3 separate regions of the Mus musculus genome follow, and regions 1 and 3 are each linked to region 2. The links are chromatin loops, found by intact Hi-C in ENCODE. Cell type or tissue: left cerebral cortex. All regions are shown on one strand.

Region 1 (8,000 bases), 55 kb after region 2:
TGCAATTATGTCTGGCTTTCATGTAGGTGCTTTCATGGAGGATCTGAGCATCCTCAACCTTGTACAATTAAGGACTTTATCTACTGAGCCACTCATCTCCCTAGACACTCTGCCCCCTTACTTGGATATTATGGATGCTCTTTGGAAAAGTTCCTCTTCAAGGGAGGAGTCAGTCCTTGAAGATACTAAGGCATACAAAAAAGTCAATGCCTAACAGACACCTAACAGACCATCCCCAAGACTCCATGGTTTTTTTTTTTTTAAAGATTTATTTATTTATTATATGTAAGTACACTGTAGCTGTCTTCAGACACACCAGAAGAGGGAGTCAGATCTCATTACAGATGGTTGTGAGCCACCATGTGGTTGCTGGGATTTGAACTCTGGACCTTCGGAAGAGCAGTCGGGTGCTCTTACCCACTGAGCCATCTCACCAGCCCAGACTCCATGTTTTATAAGACAAAATTAGGCTTATAAACTTCCCCTCACCTACCAAGACTTTCTGTTTCTCTGTGTAGTCCTGGCAGTCCTAGAACTCACTATGTAGTCTAGAAAGCCCAGAATTCAAAGAGATCAGCCTGCCTCTGCCTCCCAAATGCAGGGATTAAAGGTGTGTGTTAACATCGCCAGGCAGGCTCAGCTTACAAACTCATGACAACTCTCTCCTGTGCTGCACTTACTTCTCTTAAGAGATCTCTTAGCATTCACTAAATAATTCTTTTTACTTCCCAGCTGTCCTTAGCTATGTGCTGAAATGCTTGGGCTGGTATTAGAGGACAGTGGGGCTCAAGTGACGCATGAAAATATTTCTTCTGTGCATGAAAGGAGGAGCGGAGTATGGCTAAGGAGGCCTCTGAGAAGATATTCACAGCCTGGCTAAGGAGAGCCTGCTTATTTTACAGTGCTGAGGCTGGGGATGGGCAGTGCTGTGGGCTGGATTCATAGCACAGGATCCAAAGGCCAGTCAGGATAGAATAGCAGGAGAAAAGACAGGTAAGATGGCCGTCCAGCAAGGCTCCTTAACCCTGGCTCTTGTGACACTGTAGGCCAGTTACTTCTTTGAGGGACTTGCTCATTAATACTGTCAACTCTGGTTGCTGTCCATCAAATGCTAAAAATATATCAAATCCTCCCCTGTGTGGAGCTGGCAAAAATATCTGTAGATACAGCCAAATGCCCCCAGAAGACAAATTCACCCTTGTTTCAAGAATGGTAAGTTAAAACCAGTGATATTAACTAACTGGGAATTGGTGAGGTAAACTGGAATAAATAAATACTAGAATATTCTGTAGCCTCATTGTAAAAACAATGAGGCAGGGCTGGAGAGATGGCTCAGTGGTTAAGAGTGCCGACTGCTCTTCCAAAGGTCCTGAGTTCAAATCCCAGCAACCACATGGTGGCTCACAACCATCTGTAACGAAATCTGATGCTCTCTTCTGGAGTGTCTAAAGACACACTACAGTATACTTACATATAATAAATAAATAATTAAAAAAAAAAAACCAATGAGGCAAAAAACCCAAAAAATTAAATTCAACAAATAAAAAACAAGGCAGATTGACTTGTGTTGGTATGGAAGATATACAGTAGAAAACAAAATGTAAACAATATGTATCCAGCATGCCAGCATAAGTGCATTCTCACTCTGTATTCCAGGCCAATCTAGAACTCACTATATGTAGCTAAGTGGCCTTGAACTTGTGGGGATTCTTTTGCTGAGTTTTTTTTTTTTTGTTTGTTTTTTGTTTGTTTTTTTTTAGGTGTGAGCCACCATGGCCAGCCTCCCATTCCTGTTTTGTAGATACACAGACTCTCCTTTAGCCAACATGGTGACCATGATGGCTGCTTTTAGATGGAAGTCCCAGGACACAAGGGGGAAGGGGAGGTTTGCTTTTCCCTCTGGACTGGTGATTCCAAGTTCTGGTTAGCACAGCCAGGGGTTTGTTACCAGCATTTAATAGGTAGAGGCCAGATACTGTTCAACAACCTACATTGGGCACACAGTCACTCACAATAGATAATTATCTGGCTGAGTGTCAGTACTGCCAAGATGAAGAAGAAACACTAGTCAATACTCTGAACTTACCTGTGTTTAGTGTTCTAAGGCTATCCCTACAGGTCAATAGGTTAAGTGAAGGAACCTCTACAAAGTACCCCCTTGCCTGAAAGTAAGGGATCTCACCATCTCAAACAGCACTGTGGCAGTCACTGCCATCCAGTGTAGCTTGATCTCAAAGGCGGCATTGAGAGAGAAGTTTCCATGGTAGTAACAGCTGCACCATTCCAGCCGGTCCGTTCGGTTGTTCACATCAACATCCAGGGTCACAGTCCTCTGCTCTGGGACAGTAGCAGCTGTGTCAGCACACAGTGGGACACACACAGAGAGGTACAGGAGTGGGGTAACAGAGAAGAGTGGACAAGAGTCACCATAAGTATGAAATTACACAAGTGCCCAACAGAGGCTTCTATCTCTGGAAATCACTAGTCAACAGCCCAGAGATCTAGAAAACACTTGTTCTGCTTGCTGTTAGATAATAAACACTTCAGGCATTCTGAGCTGTCTGTGAGCAGCTATGCTACTGCAGGACAAAAGCCCCATAGACACCACATGAGAGAATGACTTCAGCTATGTTCCAATATAACTTTATAAGAACAGATGAAATCTTAGTGACTCATGTTGCTATGGCAGAAAACACAGCACTGTAAATTTATACAAACCCACAGAACGCACAATACCAAGAGTAAACCCCTAATCATGGGTTTGGGGTAATGAAAGTGAATCCATGTAGGTTCGTGGATCAGGACAAATGTCATCTGATGGGGGTTGACAATGAAGGAGACTGAGTGTGAGGAGGCAGGGGAACTATGGGAATTCTTTGCTCAACTGTGCTGGAGAGCTAAAATTCTATCTAAGAAAATTAGTGATTATAGTCACACATGGTAGCTTAACTCTGTAATACTAGCATTCAGAAGGCTTAGGGAGGAGGAAGAATGTAAGTTAGAGGACACTGTTGTAATATAGTCAGACCCTGTCTCAAAAAACAAAATCTGGGGGCTGGAGAAATAGCTTATCATTTAAGAGTGCCTACTGCACAATCAATGAAGCTCAGAGTTCAGGCCCTAGTGCCCACATAGAAGCCAGGTGTCCCACGCACTTGTAACCACTGCTCTAAAGGAGGCAGAGGTAAGAGGATCACTGGAGCCTGTTGGCTTCCAGCCTAGCTGAGAAAATACAAGCTCCAGGAAGAGACCCTGCCTCAAAGGACTGAGAAGGCACACAGTGATACAGGACACCATTGCTATCTTGTGGCCTCTATATATGCACAAACACACAAATACTTGTAAATATATAAAAAGGAGGGCCAGTTATAAAGCAAATCATAAGCTAGGTTTAGCCGATTATGCCACAGTTTGACTCCTGGGCCAATCCATTCTTTTCTTTTATGAGAGAGGGATGTTATCTTAACCATTATCACAAACTCAGAAACTCAACCAGGCTGTACACAAGAGCTTCAGAATTCAGCGACCCACAAACAGATAAAAGGAAAAACAGCCCAGACTAGTGCGGAGGAAGCATTACTTTCTGGTTCTAGCCCAGGAAGGTATTAGGTCCTACAGTATTTCCTCAGGAAATGAAACCTCGTAAGGGCTTTGGCCTACATGGGCAATAACCACAGCCAGTATACTGAAGTTTTCTATAAATCAGGGTCTGCTCTCCTATCGCTACTCCTCGTGTTTTTTCTTTATCTGAAAGAGCCAGCTTGGGTCTGGGTTCTGCAGGTGGAAGCTGTGAGTGGCTCCTGTATCAGGAAGTTTAATGTGCTGCTACTGGAAGGCAGCGCATTAGCTCGGGTTGTGAGTGATGCTCCAGAAAACCGACATTCTCCCAGTCCTGGAGCATGCAGAATGGGCACAGCTCTTGATTTGGAGCTGGAAGAGCCAAGCTTCTGCAATTCTAGCCACAGGCACGTGTCTCTGAAAGCTGTACTTCATGTCTCCTGGTTTAATTCCTTGTCTGCAAACTGATATGGCAGCCCAGTCAAGAAATACACAGCTCAGAAAGGTTTATAAAGCTCCCTCACTTGCCTTCTCCTCTGGCCACTCTGTGTCTCCTCTTTTCTCTGTCTCATTATGCTTTCCTTCTAGTTTATGACATGAGCCTCACTAATGCTCAAAGTGAGGTCTATCTGTGGCTTTTTGAGCACTTGAGGCACATTTGGTACCTACTTGTTCACTCTGATACTAAAATGAATTAAAGCTAGATTCTGTCTGGGCTTCATGTTCCTACTTTATGACACTCTCAGGAGCAATTTATTCAACACTCCACACCACAGAAAGCTGTGTTCTCTGGGCTGGCACACTGTGAGTATCCTCCTCCAGAGTCAGAAAGCCTGTCACAAAACCAAAGGCAAGGGATAAACACCAGCAGTGACTTCCAACAGCTCTCTTCTATGATCAGGTCTGTTAAGTGCAGAATAGGTGAGTCTGGGGGCCACCCAAGGAAATGTACTAGTCAGCCAAGTAGTGATTGCTCTAGCACTGGCTTTGTACTTCCAGGGTAAGATCTGACAAATGCAGATGCTTCTAGAAGGCTTTCAGTATGGACAAAGCTGCAACTACATGGGAACTCTAATCAATATGCACAAGACCAGAGGAGACACAAGCTTAGCATGCTAGGGGGTTATTAATGACCTAAAGAGCAGATCAGTATCACCAGAGGAGAAAGAACCCTGAAGCTCAGCTCTCACAACCAGAGCTGCCTCACAATAGAGCAGGTCTCAACAGGTATAAGGGAATTTTTAAAAAAGAAACTAGCTAGCTCCACCTACATTCATTCACCAGGAATGCTTTGGAAAAAGTCTGGAAAGAATGCAACAGTCTCTCCTGACTTCAAGATCTAACAGACTGTCATAGGAAACTAGAAGGTCCGTGCTCTGGCAGAAGGTACGTGGTGCTGTTTCCCCAGACTCGGATGCCTCTGTAGCATCCCAGCCCAGTGACTTAAATAAGAATGGGGAAGTGGGAGCCACCACAGGCCAAGCCAAGGGTACATGCATCAACATCAGGCATTTCACAGCAGCTTTCTGCTGCTACCTCAAACGAGCATCAGAAGTTTTAAAAAAGGAACAAACAAGTAAACAAAAAGCCATCCCCAAACAGTAAAGCAAACAAAAACCCAATCAAACCAAAGGTAATAGTGGAACTCTGGCCTTTCTCTTCTGTAAACCATGTTAGGTTTATTTCCCTGAGGAAAAATTCAAGTGCTGAAGTTATACATTATTTATTTATCAAATAAATGAATTGGTTAGGTTTTTGAGCCAGGGCCTCACTGTGCAGCCTGGGCTGGCCTCGAATTCATAATCCCTGCTCTGCGTCTGCTTCTCAAGGGCTAGGATTATGGCTATGTACTACTAACTTCATCTGGCCAGAAAGAAATTTTACTTTTTTTTTTAAAGATTTTATTTATTTTATGTATATGAATACACTGTAGCTGTCTTTAGACACACCAGAAGAGGGCACTGGATCCCATTACAGATGGCTGTGAGCCACCATGTGGTTGCAGGGATTTGAACTCAGAACCTCTAGAAAAGCAGTTGGTGCTCTTTAACCACTGAGCCATCTCTCCAGCTCCCCGCCTCCCTTTTTTGGTGTTTTGAGACCTATGGCTGTCCTTGAACTCAGATATTTTCTTGCCTCTGCCTCCCAAGTGCTAGGATGAAAAGATGAACTCACCACAGCCAGCTGTACTTAGAAACATTATTTTTTCTTGTTTGCAAGATGGCACATGCTTTTAACCAACAGTTCTCAACCTTCCTAATGCTATGGCCCTTTAATACAGTTAGTTCCTTATATTGGGTAACCCCCCCAATCATAAATCATTTTTGTTGCTACTTCATAACTAATTTTGTAAATATTTGTGTTTTCCAGTGGTCTTAGGCAACCACTCTGAAAAAGTCATTTGACATCTAAAGGGGCCATGAGCCACAGGTTGAGAACCTCTGCTTTAAATCCAGTAAAAGAAAGTGGATCTTTATTGTAGGTCAGCCAGAATCACACAGGGAGACCCTCTCACAAACACACACACACACAAACAATTTTCTTGTGGTTCTAAGCAGGGCCTGTACATGCTCGAGGGCTAGCAACCACTCTTCTCCAGCTACCTGCTATCCCCAGACTCCAAAGACAACTTACCTAACAGCGCAGCTGCCTGGCTCCGTCCTCCAAAACTTCGGCTAAAGGAGCTGTGTCTGCTTGCATAAGAGGCTGGCCGGCTAGGTAGCCAGGGCAGGAGGAAGGCAGGAATCTCAGAGTGCACAAGCTCTTCTGCCACAAAGGCCACCTCAAACCACTTGCGTTGGAAGCTGGCAAAGTCATCCGCTCCTGCTGTGTACCAGGGGGCAGAGGGCTGCTGCATAGCCACTGGGAAAACGCAGGGGAAGTAAAGGGTCCCTTATCACAATGCTTACTTTCTGACTGATACATGCTACAATACAGACAGACCTTGCAAACATTGTACTAAGTGAAAGGAGCCAGGTATAAAAGCCTACATTATATGACTCTACACACATGACATATTTAGAAAACAAAAAGCTACTAGTGCTTACACAGTGAGTGGCTGGAAACAGAGGGGTTGGGCAATGACAGCTAATAAGGAAGAAGTAGTGGTTGTTCAATACTGCTAGTGGCTTTTGTTATGTAGGCTAATTTTATGTTATGTAAGTTTTAATTCAATTAAAAATCTTATCAGTCTCATAATAATTTCAGGGCATAAACTGTTGTAGATTTTTCTTTTCTTTTCATATTAGAAGACAAAAATAGACACCGTCTTGACAAGAGTGCAATCAATGGCACTGGCTATACCATATCAGGTGTGGACCCAGAGGTGAAAAGTGACTTACCAGATGGAAGAAGTAGTCACTTCCAGCCAGTCCGCATGCATTTGAAATTCATATACTACGGAGGCTGGTCTGAGTCCTTGGTGTTGCCAGAGTTATGCAAGCTAGATATACTCATGCTAGGAATTGTTTCCCATTGGAGAATTCCTTTTCTTCACTAAAAAGGGGTGGGACTACAATATTGATAAGAAGCAGAGTGTTTGCCTCATGTGCACAGAACCAAAATAACCAGGCAAATGCACACATTCAGCCCGCTGGACTCATGAGCTGTACATCTACAGAGTCAATCACATACATGGAAAGTATTTGGGGGAGGGGGGCAGGAGAGTATTTACATTGAATATGAGTAAACTTTTCTTGTTTCCTGAACAATACAATATAATATAGCAGTAGTTATTAGTTATTATAAATAATTTGAGGATAATTTAAAGAATATGAGAGAAGGGGTCAGAGAGATGGCTCAGTGGTTAAAAGCATTGGTTGTTCTTGCAGAAGACCCATGTTCAATTCCTAGCATCTACACAGTGACTCATAGCTAATTGCCTGCAGCTCTAGCCCCAGGGGACTGAATATCATCTTTTGGCCTCTGCTGGTACCTGCAAATACATGGGGTAAACACACACACACACACACACACACACACACACACACACACACACACACACACACACACACACACTTTCTCTCTCTCTCTCACTCTCTCTCTCTCCTTCTCTCTCATTTGTAAAAATAGCTAAATAAATCTTTTTGAAAAACCAGCATTGTTTTTCACTTATGCTTAAAATACATACAAATGCTGAAAGAAGTTAACAGAGTGTCAACTCAAAGCCACATACAGAGCTCAGGATGCACTGTGATGTTAGAGAAAGGAAAAGCACTCGCCCCTGTGGCAACTGTATGTACTTTGGCTCTGACCTCTTTCCGGTTCTTTGTCCATTACTATCTTGTAGAAATAGAAGCCATAGATGAAGGTCCGCCATGCTTCACCAGATGCATGCGTTATGAGCTGCTCTTCCAGCATTTTCTAGGAAAGACAATAAAAACCTGAAATTCCTGCAGCTGACATCTCAGAGGCAGCCCATGCTTGTACATAGCAGTCAAGGT
Region 2 (8,000 bases):
GGGGGGGGGTGGAGCTGGGAGGAATGGAAGGAGGGGGAACTCTGGTTGGAATGTATTGTATGAGAGAAGAATCAGTGTTCAACTAAAAAAAAAAAAGCAAGATTCTGTTCCCTGTTTCTAAACTGTAGCTGGACAAAATTCCACAATATCCTTAGGTGCTTCCCTTAGGAATTTTCCTTCCACATTAAGAGTCAGTCCTTGGGGAATATGGAACAGAGCACATGCCCACCCACCCCCCCACTACCACAAAAGCCAGAAAGAAGCTATGATGTGCACAAGGGCACATACCCTAGGCTCCTAGGAGGGAACTGTGTATGGTTTCAATGCAGGCCATCTCTCCACTTCAGTGGGCTTATGGCCTCCTCAATTCTAAGTTTGTGAAAGTAAATACCACACAGTAAATACCACAACAGAGCATTCGTGGTAATGTTGGGGTCCAAATCAGTTAAGGGGTTGCACAGAGAAATGCAGTGAGGCAGAACCAGTGCAAGGAACAAAGCTAAGAGGTCTGTCATCAGTGCCTGGAGGAATGGCTCCTCCATTCAGAGCACTGGCTGCACCCTCAGAGGGCTGAGATTCAGTCACTAGTACACCCACGGCAGCAACTGTCTCTAACTCCAGTTCCAGAGGACCCTCTTCCGGCTTCCATGGGTATTGCATTGCATGGACATGGTGCACACACATACATGAGGACAAAACAGCCACACACATAAAATAAAAATAAAATCAGGCTGGTGAGAAAGCTCAGTGGGTAAGAGCACTGACTGCTCTTCCGAAGGTTCTGAGTTCAAATCCCAGCAACCACATGGTGGCTCACAACCATGCCCTCTTTTGGTGTGTCTGAAGACAGCTACAGATAAGTGTACGTATGTATAATAATAAGTAAACCTTTGGGCCGGAGCAAATGGAGTTGACTGGAGCAAGCAGAGGTCCTAAATTCAATTCCCAACAACCACATGAAGGCTCAAAACCATCTGTACAGCTACAGTGTACTCATATACGACATAAAATAAATAAATACATCTTTAAAAAATAAAAATAAAAAATAAAAATCTCAAAAATAATTTGTTTTAATGTTGTCTTCACCATAGACTCAGGCTCTCCTGCGTCCCTGGAAGGGCCAGGATCCGAACCCATGCTGTACTCAACACAGGATGAAAAGGGAGGAGGCATCACTAGTCCAAATCAGATCAGATCAGATTCCCTCCTGCAGAGTCAAAGGCTGAGCTTGGAAACACCACCCAGCCCAGACAGGGACATGGCATCTCAGCTGCCCCCAAGTGCCACCTTGAGATCGTATTGGCCTCACCATCCACCATTCCCTAAGGGCCTAGAAGATTCTGATCCGGAAAAGCCAAGGTCTCCATTTCATATTTTCTTCCTGTGAACACCTTTGGACCCTCCTCTCCCTCAGTTGCAAGGTCAGCACATGCAAGAAGCTACATTTAAGAAATGCCTTTTTAAGCTGGGCGTGGTGGCACACGCCTTCAATCCCAGCACTCGGGAGGCAGAGGCAGGCGGATTTCTGAGTTTGAGGCCAGCCTGGTCTACAAAGTGAGTGCCAGGACAGCCAGGGCTACACAGAGAAACCCTGTCTCGAAAAAGCAAAAAAAGAAGAAGAAAAAAAAAAAAGAAATGCCTTTTTAATTTACATTTTTATTTATTTTGTATGTATGTCTTATGTGCAGGTGTGTGTGTGTGTGTGTGTGTGTGTGTGTGGCCAAGGCACACTTGTGGGAGTCAGTGGGAGTCAGGGGACAGCTTATGAGAGTCAGTCCTCTCCTTTTGCCAGGTGGCTCTGGGGAGTCAAACTTAGCTCACCAGGCTAGGTAACAGGCGTCTTTCTTCACCTGCTGGGCCATCTCACTAGCCTACTAGCCTATCACGAGGGGGGGGGGGCTTGATGGACAGCTGTGGTGGTTTGAATAAGAATGGCCCTCAAAAGGTCACATATTTAAATGCTTTGTTGTCACCCGGGAGTAGAGGATTAGGAGGTGTGATCTGAAGTTCATGACCAGGGGTGGACTTGGGGATTCAAAAACCCAAGCCAGGTCCAGTGTCTCTCTGTCTCTGTCTCTCTTTCTGTCTCTCTGTCTGTCTGTCTGTCTCTCTCTTTCTCTCTCTCTCTGGTTACTGATCAGGTCAGGATGTAGCTCTCAGCTACTGCTCCAGAGATGGCCTGCAGCAGGCCACCATGATCCCTGCCATGATGATAATGAATGATAATGAACAATGAACTAAACCTCTGAAACTGTAAGCAAGCTCCCAACTGAATGCTTTCTTTTTTTAAGAATTGCCTTGGTCATGATGTCTCTATGCAGCAATAGAGCATAGGACACCAGCTGACCACCTAACAAAAACAATAACACCTGTGGGTCTGATGGAGAAAATATGGGGCCATTGGTGTCCTGACTGACTGATATGCTGATAAGACCAGCTAGAAGCTAACAGAATGGCAGACCAGATTGGCAGACCTGCCGACTAGGCCAAAGACTGACTAATCTAACTAGACTGGCTGTCCTGGTTGGCTAAAATGACTGCAGGATTGATTGGCTGTCAGTTTGACTGCTGCAGGTATTGCAGTGACTGACAGCTTTGGTCTCCAGCCCCCTTCAGGCACACTAACTGCGAGTGCCTCCCGCCATCCAGTCCTGTAACTGCACAGAACTCAGCTGATGAAGCATCTCTCCCAGGATTCCCTCCTGCCCCTAAGTGGCTGGAAGCTGCCACCTCATGGCTACACCAGGTAGCACATGCCCTGTGAGTGTGCGGTGCCTAGTGGGCAGGACAGGAAGAGGGGGTTGGTTGCTCAAGGAGCCTCCTACTGCCTCATGTTCTCTTCTCCTCCTTGAAAGTGGGCCGGGCTGTAACCCCCCTCCCCCCCACGACTCCCACTGGCGTATCCAACCCTGGAGCCACATGCGGCTGTGGAGAATAATTAAGAATGTGGGCCAACAACAACAACAAAAATCGTACACTAGCTTAAACTATAAGGTTCATCTGTTTGTTTGTTTGTTTGTTTTCGAAACAGGGTTTCTCTGTGTAGCCTTGGCTGCCCTGGAACTCAGAGCTCTGCCTGCTTTTGCCTCCTGAGTACTGGAATTGAGGTTGCACGCCAGCATCACCCAGCTTAAAGCAGTCTAGGAGGTTCTCAGGAGGAAATTTTGTGGATGACAAGTGGTGTCGCTGTCAAAAGGTTGGACACGCCTTAAGTATAGCGTATCAAAAGTGCACTATCTCGGGCTGGTGAGATGGCTCAGTGGGTAAGAGCACCCGACTGCTCTTCTGAAGTTCCAGAGTTCAAATCCCAGCAGCCACATGGTGTCTCACAACCATCCGTAATGAGATCTGACTCCCTCTTCTGGTGTGTCTGAAGACAGCTACAGTGTACTTACATATAATAATAAATAAATCTTTTTTTTTTTAAATGCACTATCTCCAAAATTCCAAGAAATCTTCTAGGACCCCACTCCCATCCCCAGGACTCTACAAAAATCTGAATTGGGGCCAGGGGACACTCCATGGGGCGTTCATCATTGCCCCTCAAACTCTCTTGCAAACTCAGCTCCTGCCTTCCGGTGGAGCGTGGTGAACACCAGCGAGCCCACTAGGTGGCAGCAAATGCCTAGGAAAGTGGTACCTACCAGGCTGGAGCAGCTACTTCCTAACCCCAGGAGGCCAGATGGAGCCAAGGCAAGGAGGTCCAGAGTTGCAGGAATGTCCCCATATCAGAAAGAGGGACATGCAGAGGCAGAGAAGCTAAATGGGAGGGGTTGTAGTGTGTGAATGTTCACAGCCAGATAATATGTCCTCCCTGAGGCTGACTCTGTGAAGTTAGAGACAAGAAGAATATCTACTGTAGAGAACATGTTGAGTGTTATCTGGATTGTGTGTGGAACTCTATCAGAGCATGCAGTAAGGAATCAGTAAGACATCCCACAAGAGCCGGGCGTAGTGGTGCACGCCTTTAATCCCAGCACTCGGGAGGCAGAGGCAGGCGGATTTCTGAGTTCAAGGCCAGCCTGGTCTACAAAGTGAGTGCCAGGACAGGCAGGGCTACACAGAGAAACCCTGTCTCGAAAAAAAAAAAAAAAACAACAACAACAACAAAAAAAAGACATCCCACAAGCTGCCGAGACCTGGCTTAGCCCATGTTCTTCTGAGAGAGTATTTTGTAGGATCAGATAATGGTCCCTCATCAGTTGACTGTAAATAAAGAAGGAAATCTCCACATACAGAATGGGCTTGATGAAATTAGTGGAAAAGCCTTAAAATCAAAACTAAGGTTTCCATTTAGAAGGAAAAAAATCTGCCTAAGGATAACATCTTCAGGTCCCTGAGAGTTCCAACCTCCACTTCATGATTTCAGACCCACAGTCGCTTCCTCAGGTGTCTTCTGAGGGCACTGTTTTCTTTGGTTGAACCCTGACTGCGGAAGCCTTGTATGTGGTGGGGTGTGGTAGGGTGCAGTAGGGTGTGGTGGGGTGTGGTGGGGTCACAGTTATTCACTCCTTCTAAGTCTCGGGTAGTATTAGCTTTTAAGGGGCCATAACTAGAGGCTACAGGAAACCACCGTAGTTTATTAGTATTGCTAGGCATAGGACCACAAGTAGGCAAAGGAGCCAGGCTTTCTGCGCCACCCCACTCGGGTCTTATCTTCATGGATGCAACCTACTTGCTTCCAGGCTTTCTCTACAAACTCCCTTTGCCACAAGAGGCCAGGCGTAGCCTCTTTCTCCACTGTAGGAATGAGAAGGATGGATCCAAATCACACTCTCTCTCTCTCCTGGGAGCCAGCTGGTGAGTCGTCTCCCCCACCTCCACCCGCAAGCCTGCTGTGCTCTGTCCACACCCCTTGCTCTCCTGCCCTAATTCTAATAACCATTTAGACTTATCGGTTATGCTCTACAGTGGGAGACCCTGCCAAGTCCCTAACTCATCTCAGCCAGCTTCACCACAGGCTGTGGGGTAGATGCCATTGTCCCATTCCCAGACAAGAAAGGCAAGACACCAAGCCACACTTAGTCTCCCACACCTGTCCCCCTCCTGGGAAACTTGCTTCTCCAAGGCAGACTTCCTTGGTGACACTCTGCGAAACTGAGAGAATCTTATCACTTCTCAGGCCCTCAGATCTTCAGCCCACAGTGATAACTGTGGAGAGCAACGGTGGCTAGCCTAAGAGAACCTGGGCTTAGCGCTTGGCTTCCCTTCCTTTCTTCCACCAAGGAACTAAGGACACTGGAGAAACACCATCTAGAGAGAAAACGGTGAGTTCATGAGTAAAGCCATGTATAAGGATTGGTGCTGCAAGACTCAGCAAGCTCTGCGCTCTCTCTCTCTCTTTCTCTCTCTTTCTCTCTTTCTCTCTCTCTAGGCTTGGTTCCCTCCTGTGACGTGGATCAGTAAACAGCTCACCTCACAGGGCTGTGGAGCCACTGCAGCCACTGACATAAATCGGCACATACTGCTCTCCTTCCCTGGGCCATTGGTTAAGCGAAGGTTTCACTGCAAACACAAGAAAGAGATTCCAATTACTGTTGAATGAACACTCATGACATGCCTTTCTCTCCAGCCTCCTGAGTCCTGGAAGTCATGTGAGCCACTATGCCCAGATGCATTCCCCCTCCTGCTTTCTGAGGACTCTCTTTGTCCCTGCTAATTCCTCTGCCAACCTTCCCTCTCACACATACCCTCTGCCTCATCCCTAGCTATAGAGCCTCCTCCCCTAGCTGCTTCCAATACCTGTTGATAGGCTTTCCCCTAAAGTTGGGTATCTTCCCTGTTGGATCCTGCACATAATCTGTATCACAGCATGTTTTGGAATAACTATGGGATTTCCTTCTCCCATCACACACACGACTGTGAATCCCATTACAACATATACCTGGGCTGGTTTTGCTTACTGTGGTATCCCAAATCGCCACACACAGAAATAGCTGAGTCCGTGCTTGTTGGATTAAGCCATAGGTGAGGAAATAAGTCCAGGCACCTGCATAGCTGTGGATGGGGGATCATATACCCTGATTTGCTTGGGAAGATCAAGTATTCATGTCACTTGTGCATAGTAGTAATGGTATCCCTGTTCACTCTCAAATACCCCAACTTGGTGACATGCTAGATGATCAGCCCAGTTATTAGGAAGGAGACAGGGTTGGTCTCAGAGATTCTACTCTTCTCCAGTCTCACATTCATTCCCTTTTTTTTTTTTTCCAAAGCAACCACGGCTCTCTTTCTTCTGAAACCTTTGTGTGTGTGTGTGTGTGTGTGTGTGTGTGTATTCCCCCTGGATTCATCCCAACCCCCTGAAATACATGAATATTCCGTTTTCCCATTTCACTGTGAAGTATACTCCTGAAGAGTTGCCATGGTGATCTAATATTCACTACCCTAGAAACAGTTGCCTAGGAAATGAGTGATGTCACTTCCAGGAGATGTGTTTCTATAGTAACCATCTTAGTGGAATTCAGGGGGTGGCCATGAAAGTGAAGAAAGAAGAGGGCAGTTGCAGAAAAGACAAATTAAAGAACAGAAGGGAGTGGGGAGGGGAAGTGCAGGAGGAAAAGGCCAGGAAGGTGGGGACCATCCCAGAGCAGATCTCAGGAATGGAAATGTCTCTAGAGACTACCAAAGACAAACTAAAAGGCTAGGACTTACGACCACACCTCCAGTTTAGAAGAGATGCCAAATGTAAGTCTTGCAAATAGTTTATCAGTAGACAGGTAGAGAAACAGAAGATTCTTTTCAGTCACCTTTAAAAGTATTTATCTATCTATTTATTTATTTGAGGGATACTCATGCCACAGTCTACATATAGACAGAGGACAGCTTGTGGGTGTCAGTTCTCTGCTTCTATCACGTGGGTTCCAAGAATCAAGCTCAGGTCAGCAGGCTTGGTGCAAGCACCTTTAACAGCTGAGCCATCTGAATGGCTCATTGGTCATTTTCCTGAAATTCCAACCTCTACATAAATAAACTGTGAGTTGTGTCCCAATAGGAGAAAACCTGAGTGTCATTTTCATTTTCTTATTGTATCTACATACACATACACATATACACATGTAATCCCACCTTAGCCCTGTAACAAGACTCGTGTCTGTGTCAATTGACCAAGGCATCTCAAGCCATCCACCCAATGCTTACTATGTAGTAGCAATCCAATGAGATTATTGAGTGGAGAAGAAATGATAAATGTCACTGTGTGGTAAAGAGCCATAGTCCTAGACCCCCAAAATGGGCTCACAAGAGGGGTCAAGGATGGGCTCAAGAGAGAGAGCATAGAATTTGAATAGTGCAGAAGAAAGTCATTCCAGAAGGATCAGGAAAGATTTGTGTAAAAGAGAGAAGGGCAAGGCTCAGTCAATAAAGTAACGGTTCCACACGAACAAAAGCCTGTTTTATCACTCAAAAAACTCGTTAAAAAAAAAAACCCAGGAGTGACAGCCCATGCCTTAATCCCAGCCCTGGGGAGGCAGAGAGAGGAAGAACTCCAAGGCTAATTCTAGTTAGTTGCTCTAGTTTAACCAATGGGCTCTGGGTTCAGTAAAACTGTCTCAAAAATTATGGCAGCGAGTGACTGAGGAAAGTACCTGATATCAATATGCACACGTGTGTGCACTCCGTGAACATGTTACACACACAAAGTCAAGTGAGCAGCTTCAACAAGTGTGATGCAGCTGCACTTCATCTGGTGCCGTTGCTTCCACTGTCCCTGTGTGGCCTGGCCTACAAAGGATCCTTTCTCAGAGGAAAAGCATTAAGGCCCTCATTTCAGGACATGCCGGAGAATGTAGGCAGGACACTGAGAAGCCAAACTCGTTAAAAAGGCAAAGGAAATCAAGAGTGACAGAGGACTGGCAAGCAGAGGGGTCTTATCAAAGATGTCTCCTCTTCAACAACTCTAGATCCTTTTGAAGTTTCAAATTGTTTCTGTGCACATATGAAAGCAACATAGTGATATGGGGGAAGCAGGGACCTTCAAGTCTTTCAAAGACTGGGCTAGG
Region 3 (8,000 bases), 280 kb after region 2:
GGCCAGGATGATAGACAGGATGGCCAGGGCCATTCCTGGGTTTCCAGAAAATAGCATCTTGCCATTACATTTTGCAGAGGCTTAAAAAGGCAAACCCACAAGGGCGTGTGTTTCCTTTCAAGTCCAGTCAGGGGCAAGCATTTATCCACCATACTTCTGCCTGCATACCTCCGGCCTATATCCAATTGGCAAGCATACCTCCTGCTCTCTTTTCTGCTCGTACTTCCACACACATGTGATGAAGCCCATCCAGTGTGGTTGGGTCGGAGTAAAAACATGTGCCTCGCTATCTCATAAACAGTAGCCTCCAGTGTGTGTTCTTGAGGAAGGGGTTTACAAGTTAAAGGCATTTTTGTTTCATGGATCTTTTAGACACAGGAATTAAACCCAAACCATAACTTTGGCTCTGATAAGAGCCCAGGTATAAAAAGCAGGATGGTAATGTGCACTTGTAACCCAGTGCTGCAGAGGTGGGGACTGATCAGCCCTTGAGTCCCATTGGCCAGCTCCCTAGCCTATCCGTGAGCTCTAAACCAGTGAGAAGCCAGTCTCAAAATACAAGATTAGGAGACTAGAGAGATGGCTTAATGGTTAAGAACACTTACTCTTGCAGAGAAAGCAGGTGTGCTTCCCAGCATAGCTGTGAGCATGGTGATGGCTCACAACCATAACTGCAGTTCCAGAGTGTAGGATAAAGTGGCCTGAGTGCCTTTGGTGGGTGTGTGCCTAGGTGTGCAGCTAAGAAATCAAGCCACACTTGAGATGTATGGCAAGAGGTTTATTGGGAGATGGGGGAGAGTGAAAGAGCAGCTTGGAGTGGGAACATGAGAGACAGAGAGATCAGACAAGACAGACAGGCAGGCAGATCTGGGGGTGGCCAAGGCCTTTTTATGCACTGCACCTGGTGTGCCTGACAGCAGCAGATGATGATGTAAACTGCTACCACTAGGTCCCTGAGAGCAGGCCAGTGGAAATGCCTAATTAATGCTAACACAGAGGATCTGACACCCATCATTCCCTGCCCTGCACGACAGCCTGTAGTCACAACCGGTGAATCCTACCTGGGGAAGTAAGGCAGGAAATGGGATGGGGTGGGGTGGGGTGTCAGGAATAGAGACCTCAAGCATCAAGTGAGCCAACAACAGACTCTGGGCTGTCTAGAAACAGGCTTCAGTGAGGCAGCTTGGTTAAAGGGGAAAACAAAGGCTATTTAAACCTTTGGGGAGTGAGTGTACATCATTGGCTGGGGCCAGGGTCCTGGGGATTTGCATAAGGATGAATTCTAGGTACTGCTGAACCTTGTAAGGGAAGAGGAAGCTTAGCCTGGCTACCAGTTTCATGTTCCTCTGGTGAGGAAAGGGCTGGGGCTCTGCAGGCTCCTGGATAGAGGATAGCAATCCTACTCCAGCCAGTTTCAGGAATAGATTTGCAGGGCTTGGACACTGCTCAGTCCCACTCTTGCTCCAGTTTTGTTCCCTACAGCTCCACGGCTTCCCCAGCCCCAGAGACACCCTCTTCAAATTCTAGCATGCATGTGATATATGTGTATACATGCATACCAAACACATGAAAAAAAAATCTAAAAAAAATTTTTTTTGAGTTTTTTTTTTCCCCCAAGCTGGGTTTTTCTGTGTAGCTCTAGCTGCCCTGGAACTTGCCCTGTAGACCAGGCTAGATTGGAACTCAGAGATTTGTCTGCCTCTGCTGGGATTAAAAGTGTTTGCCACCACCACCAGCAGCTAAAATTTCTTTATCCAAGATGCATTGCTTCTAGGACACAGCACTCATACAAAATAGAAAGGAGAGGGAAGTGTCTTAATTACTGTGCTATTTGTAAGGGATGACGGAGGCCCCCCAGAGTGTCACAGGATACATCCAGACACCAAATTCTCAGCCCAAAGATTTCTTACAGGGGTGGGGTGTGTGGGGACCGCAAGCAGCAGGTGGGCTTGGTTGTCTTCAGGAGAGGGGTTTTAAAGAGGAAAAGGGAGAGTCTGTGCTAAGATGAGTTGCTCAGTCCTGATTAAACGTATTAGCCAAGTAATGAGTTTGATTGTTGGACCTTGGAGGTTTGTCTCAGGAGTGAGTCAGTGGCCAGATAAGGGAATGGGCCTTGGGGGCTAAAAATGTAATCTGTTTAGTACGGAGAAGAAAGGTGAAAGGCGAAACTTGTTGGAGCTGTTTCCCATGCTTGGACCTAATAGATCCCTTCATTATAGCTGTGAAGAGACACGGTGACCACCATAATTCTTACAAAACGAAGCATTTAGTTGGCGGTTTGCTTACAGTTTCAGAGGTTAGTCCATTGTCATCATGGTGGCAAACAGACAGGCATGGTGTGGAGCAGCAGCTTAGAGCTTTTCATCCTGACACATAGGCGGCAGGCAGGCAGAGAGACAGAGTAGGCCTGGCCTGGACTTTTGAAACCTCTAAGTCCAACCCCAGCAGCACACATGCTAAGCCTTGCAAACAGGTCAGCCGCTGGGGACGGAGCGTGCAGATGAGTGTGAGCCTGTGAAGGGCCTTCTCATCACCCCACAGTAGGCCGAAAAGCTCTCAAAGTGCTACAGCCTCATTGTTTTTATTTTTGAGATGCAAGTCTCCATGTGTAGCCCAGGCTAGCTTCAAATTGATGGTCTACCTGCCTCAGCTTCCCATGTGTTTGATTACACATGTAAACCTCCTGTGTAGTCTTTTATTTTTTTAGTGTGCATGCTTTTATTCATGTATATGTTTGTGGGTAGGAACAGGTTTTGTATAGGCACAGAAAAATGCAATGTGGTCAAGATCAAAAGACAGCCTCAGGTGTCAGTCTTTGGGCTCCTTCTACTCTTTGAGACAAGGTCTCTCACTGCCTTGGAACTTGCCAATGTAGTGAGCTTACAGAGACAGATCCTCCTCTTAGGTTGTCGTCCCTGGGGTCCAGGTGCATTGCAGCACACTTAGTTTTTGGTTTTATGGTTTGGTTTGGTTTTTTTCCACCAGGTTTTGTTTATGAGGATCCTGGGGATCTGAACTCAGGCAAGCGCTGTACCAACTGAGCCATCTCTCCAGCCCTGTGAACGCTTTTGTATGGAATACAAAAGTTAAGAAAAACGGGGCTGGAGAGATGGCTCGGCGGTTAAGAGCACTGACTGCTCTTCTAGAGGTACTGAGTTCAAATCCCAGCAACCACGTGGTAGTTCACAACCATCTGTAATGAGATCTGACTCCCTCTTCTGGTGCGTCTGAAGACAGCTACAGTGTACTCATACATGTAAAATAAATAAGATTTAAAAAAAAAAAAGTTAAGAAAATCGGCTGTTACAGGGAATGCCTCTGCCCGGGAGTTGTTAATACTGATGTTTGGTTTATCTCCATGTGCTGTATTTGATTTTTCTTTGCATTTTTTAAAAGCACTATAAATTCTTGCTTTAAAATACTGTCCTATACACTCGAGAAACATAAGCAGGGATGCTTACTTTGGGCTTGATCTTGGGCCTTTTGTGTAAACATGGTCTGAAGAGCGGTGCAGACAGCAATGCGGAGGCCAAGCTTGGACTTGAGGGATGCTGGTCAAGGACACCCACTTAGCCCTGCATCTTTACCATCAGCCTCAGCTGCCTCACAGGGAGGCAGGACCCAGGTGCTTCCCCTGGCACTCCTTCCTTCCTTCCTTCCTTCCTTCCCCACACCTCAGGGTGCTGCTGTCTCACACAGATGTGCACAGCTGTGGGCAGCACTTCGCATGCTCCGACAGCTTTGAAGTGAATGTAAATTGTGTAGCCGTGTTATTTAGAAGCAGGGTTGCTGCTGACTTTCTGCAGTTGTTAGATGAGGCTGTGTATGTATGTGTAGGCAAGGAGTGCGCGGTAGGTGCTGAGAAAACAGTTGTGCATGTTAAATGGGCAAGGAGTGAACTTGGCTGTGGAAAACCTACTTACCTGCTTGGCCTCTGTGGCAGTGCCACTGTCTGGAGCAGTTCTCTGACACTGCGGGACCTGTCCTCGGAGAACTGAGTTCTAGAGGAGAAAGGACTCTCAGGGATCTCCAGGCCCTACCTTTGCTGCTTCTGTGCGGGACCCATGGCTCTGAGACATGCAGCCACTCTATTAGGTGGCTCAGGCTGTCCACCGTGTGGCCAACCTCCAACCCATGCTCCAGTCTAATTTCTTTTCCTGACACCCTCAGCTGAGGCACAGCTCTGTACCATTGGGAGATTGCCACCCTGGCATTGTGTGGGAAAGCTGAGGCCTGTGTCTAAACATGTGCAGTTTAAAAACAAAGTCAGCCTATAATCCAGATCTTAGGAGGTTGAGGCAGGGGGGCTGCCACAATTTCAACACCACTTGGGACCTATTTAGTGAGTTCCAGGCTAACCTGGCTACTGATTGAGACTCTAGGTATCTTGACAGAAATAGAATAGGACAGGATGGCATAAAATAAAATTGGGAACAAACGAGGCCTGTCCTAGGCTGGCCAGTGATGACTTGGAGGCTTGGGATGCTATGGGATGCTTTCTGCTGAGCTTATCCTGCCCCAGCACAGGCCATCTCAGGATCCATGTAACACTCAACGTGGAGGTGAATGCCCTGGGCTGCAGGCTTTTCTAGACGTTGTTTATGGTGAGGTTCCTAAGAGACATTTCTGAACAAAAAAGAGGAACTGGGGAGGACTGAGAGGATCTTGTGTGGAGAATACTTCATGCTTGCCCAGGCTTTCTAGCTGGACATGTAGAAAATGAACCTGCCTGTGACTTCTTGTGCTACTCAGAGATAGCAGCCATATTTACTGTGCCTCTGGACACTTGGTAATAAGAGGTGACTGTGAGCACCTGCTATCCTTGTCCCTCAACTACATTTAATCCCTGACACAGAGCATTAGACAGTGTACAAACAGGGAACGCACGAAAGTCACCCATCTTGGGTTTAGCCTGTGCTCTACTAAGCAGCTCCAGATCCCTTGTCTTCGGTTGTTGGCAACTAAGTGGTCTTCAAGCCTGTAAAGCCTCTCATTGGCACTAGGTGGCAGTCTCAGCCAGCAGAGGCCCAGAATAGAAGGGCATGGGTATCCCAAAGGGACCTCTATGTAGTAAGCTAATCTTATGATGGGGTAGGGTTCCCCAGAAAGAAAATCATCTTTTAACTATCATTTGAAATCCTAAAGGTGTTTGCTTACAAAAAAGACATGTGGTGTCCAGGTCCTCAGGGATCGAACTTAGGTCTCCTGCTTGCAAAGCAAGTGCTTTATGAACTGAGCCACTGCCCCAGACTCCAGTTAATCTTCAGAGGTCAGGGACTAATTAGGACTGTCTACTGGTGCACAGGTCGAGTGAATGAAGGCAGCTTCTGTGCATTCTGTGTCCCCAGCCCCGTGGTGTGGTGTGGGTGTGGAATAATATCATGAAAGTCTCACAGGATAGCCCTCTAGTCTGCTAGAAAGTCTGCTTGCCTCTGCCATAGCGTCATCCCTGAGCTTGTCACATAAGGCTTGCTTGTGCTTGATCCAGGTGAAGAGGACAGGTGTGTGGCACTGTGTCTAAACAATGTCAGTGATTTTTCAGCTTTGTGATCCACCCGTCCCTAAGTCCTCTTAACAGGATGTCATCTAGTTCCAATCAGGTTATGAAATCAGGGGAGTGAAATTCAGTGTGGTCAGAGGGGCTGTAGATGTACCCTTTAGTCTAGCATGAAAGACTAAGTCCCACTTGGCCATTGCTGAGTTGACTACATAGACATGAATGAAGTTCATTTGATAGAATGTTGATTTCCCCCAGTAGATCTTCCTCTTTCCCTAGAAAATGTTAGGCCCATTCCTATCCTTTTATGTTAGTTGAATGCCAGTGGGGCAGGCTATGGATGGTCTGCTGACTGCAGTCCAGAATCTTCCCCTTCAGTGTAAAGAAAAGAGGAATTCCACAAGGTATTCCCAGCTCTGAAAGCACTGCCTGGTTTCTAGGCTGTGGGTGAGTGGTGGCTGTTAGAAGCTTTTCTTGTTCATCCATCCACCTTACCTCTAGAGTCTGGGCTTTATGTGTCAGAGTTTTATGGCCCTGGGGGACAGATGAAGTTGCCAGGGTTAACCTTGTTAATTCAGGATCAGGTGTAGGAAGAAATTGTAAGGATTACTGCATCTGTAGAACTTCTGGAGGGGATGCCGGAAGTAGCTTTGGAGTGAAGAAGACAGTCCTTACAAGGCCTCTGTCTTGTAGGGTTGATGACAAGGGCTGAAGCCAGAAGCCAGCCAGATGCTGAGGATCCAGGGTCCCTGAACTCCCAGGAGGCATCCTCTGGAGAGTGCTGGGCCCTTGTGGCTCTGCTGGGTGTTGAGTGGGGAGCGGTCAGTCTTTGGTCAGTCAGGAGGCTATGACAGGGTGGGGCCAGGGCCCCTGCTGGCCTCTTCCTCTTTTCTCCAGGCTGTAGCCCCTCCTCTTAAAGGGCCCTCCGGGCTTCTGTTGCTTGGCTTGGAGCTCAGAGGGAGTGTTAGCTTTAACAGTGTCTAGTGTTGCTCCGCCTGCCCCCCGCCCTCAGCTTGAACCAGAGCCCCTGCCTGCTCTGAGGCTAACGCTTCAGAACCTAGCCAAAGCTAGAGAACCTGAAGACCAGAGCCCAGAAACTGGAGTGAGGCTGGTCTCGGGAGTGACTGAGCTGATAGAAGCCACAAGTGGGACCTGGAGCATCAGGCAAGCTTTTCAGGGCTCTTTTCCTTCCCTGTCCTGAGGCTGGGAGGTCTGGGTGGGAGTGCCTTCTAGCACATGTAGTTGGCTCTTTCATAGTTAGGGCCTGGGAAATCCCTTGGGTGGTCTTGCTCTCCTGCGCCCCCCCCAGGGAACCCCCCCCGCCCCCCCCCCCGCCCCCGCACTTGGTCTCCCTGAGCTCATTTCCTTCACATCCTATAGCTTCTCTAGTCCCCAAAAGGCTGGGCAGGAAGTGAGGGAAGTGAGCAAGATGCTGGGAAGTGTGGGAAGTACAGGCAGGCATTGGGGGTGGCCCTGGGCTCCCAGCATGCATTTCTCCTGTGCTGCCTCAGCCTGGTAGAGGGAAGCATCCTTGTAGACTTAACCTCAGAGGGCAAGGAATGGATGACATACTGTCTCTGCCTTGGGGCAAGAGAAGATTTCTTTCTTTATTTTTGAGAAATTGAAGAACACTTGTCTGTCCCTTTCTCTCACCCCACCCTCAGCTGCTGACCTGATAACAGGCCATCTAGCCTTCTCCTTGTCCCCTCTTCCATGCTTATGACTTCCCAGAAGAACTGTTGGATTTGCCTGGGGAGGATCCGTTTTCCTGTCTGTGGCTTATGAAGTCTGTCTACCTCCAGCCCAGGAATAGAGGCAAAAGGAGTTAGCTGCCTCCCTGGGCACACCTGCCAGGAGGCCCTGCCTCAGGAAGCTAAGGTAGAAATGGCCGAAGACCTGTAGGGTGGGGCCATGAGTTAAAGGGAGCAGGAGATGCATGATCTGGGCTTTGCGGGTCTCTTGCCCAGGAAGGGCTTGTTGGAGTCTGCCTGCCTTTCATCTGCCCAGACCAGAACCTACCAAGTCAGAAATAGGAGGTGTGCACAAACCGGAGAGTACACCTGTACCACCCACCCCCCCACACACATGCCCACTCAGTACCTCACCCCTCACACCCATACACACTTATAATAACTGCTAACTGGGCTGCTCCGTTTGTTGACTTAAGTTGGAATGTTCCATTCCACTGAGGACCAAGTATCCTTGCCTCGTCCCAAGCAGTGGTGGATGGAGAAGGACATGGTTGTGAGCCCCAGAACAGCATGTCCTCACAGTCCTCCCCGTGTGCTTGCAGTGGCCCTTACATCCTACGTACTGGGCAGAACTGGCTCATATTTTGGGCTCCCCTTTCAGAATCACCCCTTTTGTCTTTTCACAGTATTCCCTTGCTAGAAAGGGAGGTAAGACTTGGGGGCCACAGGCATGAGGTAGGAGTTAAGGTTTTTAAGGTTAGTCGGACTTTGGTTATAACCTTGTTCTGAGTCTCAAGGGAAGTGGGCAAAGG

Evidence for each region. A loop is a pair of places that touch in the nucleus more often than their neighbours do. Peaks named below come from ENCODE experiments on the same cell type or tissue, not always from the same donor. Only the 100,000 strongest peaks of a DNase experiment are listed, where the experiment ranks them.
Region 1: it touches region 2 in a loop (2.7-fold over the local background); 6 of 42 quality-filtered maps call a loop at or near these places.
Region 3: a loop joins it to region 2, with 2.9 times the contacts of the local background. A loop is called at or near these places in 2 of 42 quality-filtered maps.

The regions. Positions count from the first base shown.
Region 1 is chr5:32,973,737-32,981,736 of GRCm38, reverse strand. It overlaps Depdc5 (DEP domain containing 5), which reads right to left. Exons shown (of 43, transcript NM_001170567.1): 37 at 7,812-7,920; 38 at 6,193-6,420; 39 at 2,183-2,352. Among named protein-coding and RNA genes, the nearest start is that of Ywhah, 41 kb to the left of the region's middle. In left cerebral cortex, no CTCF peak of the experiment used is centred here; a DNase peak (open chromatin) is centred at 4,339; H3K27ac peaks cover 3,725 bases.
Region 2 is chr5:33,029,044-33,037,043 of GRCm38, reverse strand. Gm29892 (a long non-coding RNA gene) reads right to left here and starts at 5,866. Exons shown (of 4, transcript XR_868337.1): 1 at 5,743-5,866; 2 at 5,416-5,505. In left cerebral cortex, CTCF peaks have their summits at 2,734, 3,614 (motif pointing right), 3,615 (motif pointing right) and 4,701 (motif pointing right); DNase peaks (open chromatin) are centred at 3,632, 4,786 and 6,453; H3K27ac peaks cover 1,594 bases.
Region 3 is chr5:32,744,844-32,752,843 of GRCm38, reverse strand. All of the region lies in intron 3 of Pisd (phosphatidylserine decarboxylase), which reads left to right. Among named protein-coding and RNA genes, the nearest start is that of Gm52771, 15 kb to the right of the region's middle. In left cerebral cortex, CTCF peaks have their summits at 4,997 (motif pointing right) and 6,306; DNase peaks (open chromatin) are centred at 1,395, 4,999, 6,421, 6,955 and 2 more places; H3K4me3 peaks cover 1,449 bases; H3K27ac peaks cover 2,997 bases.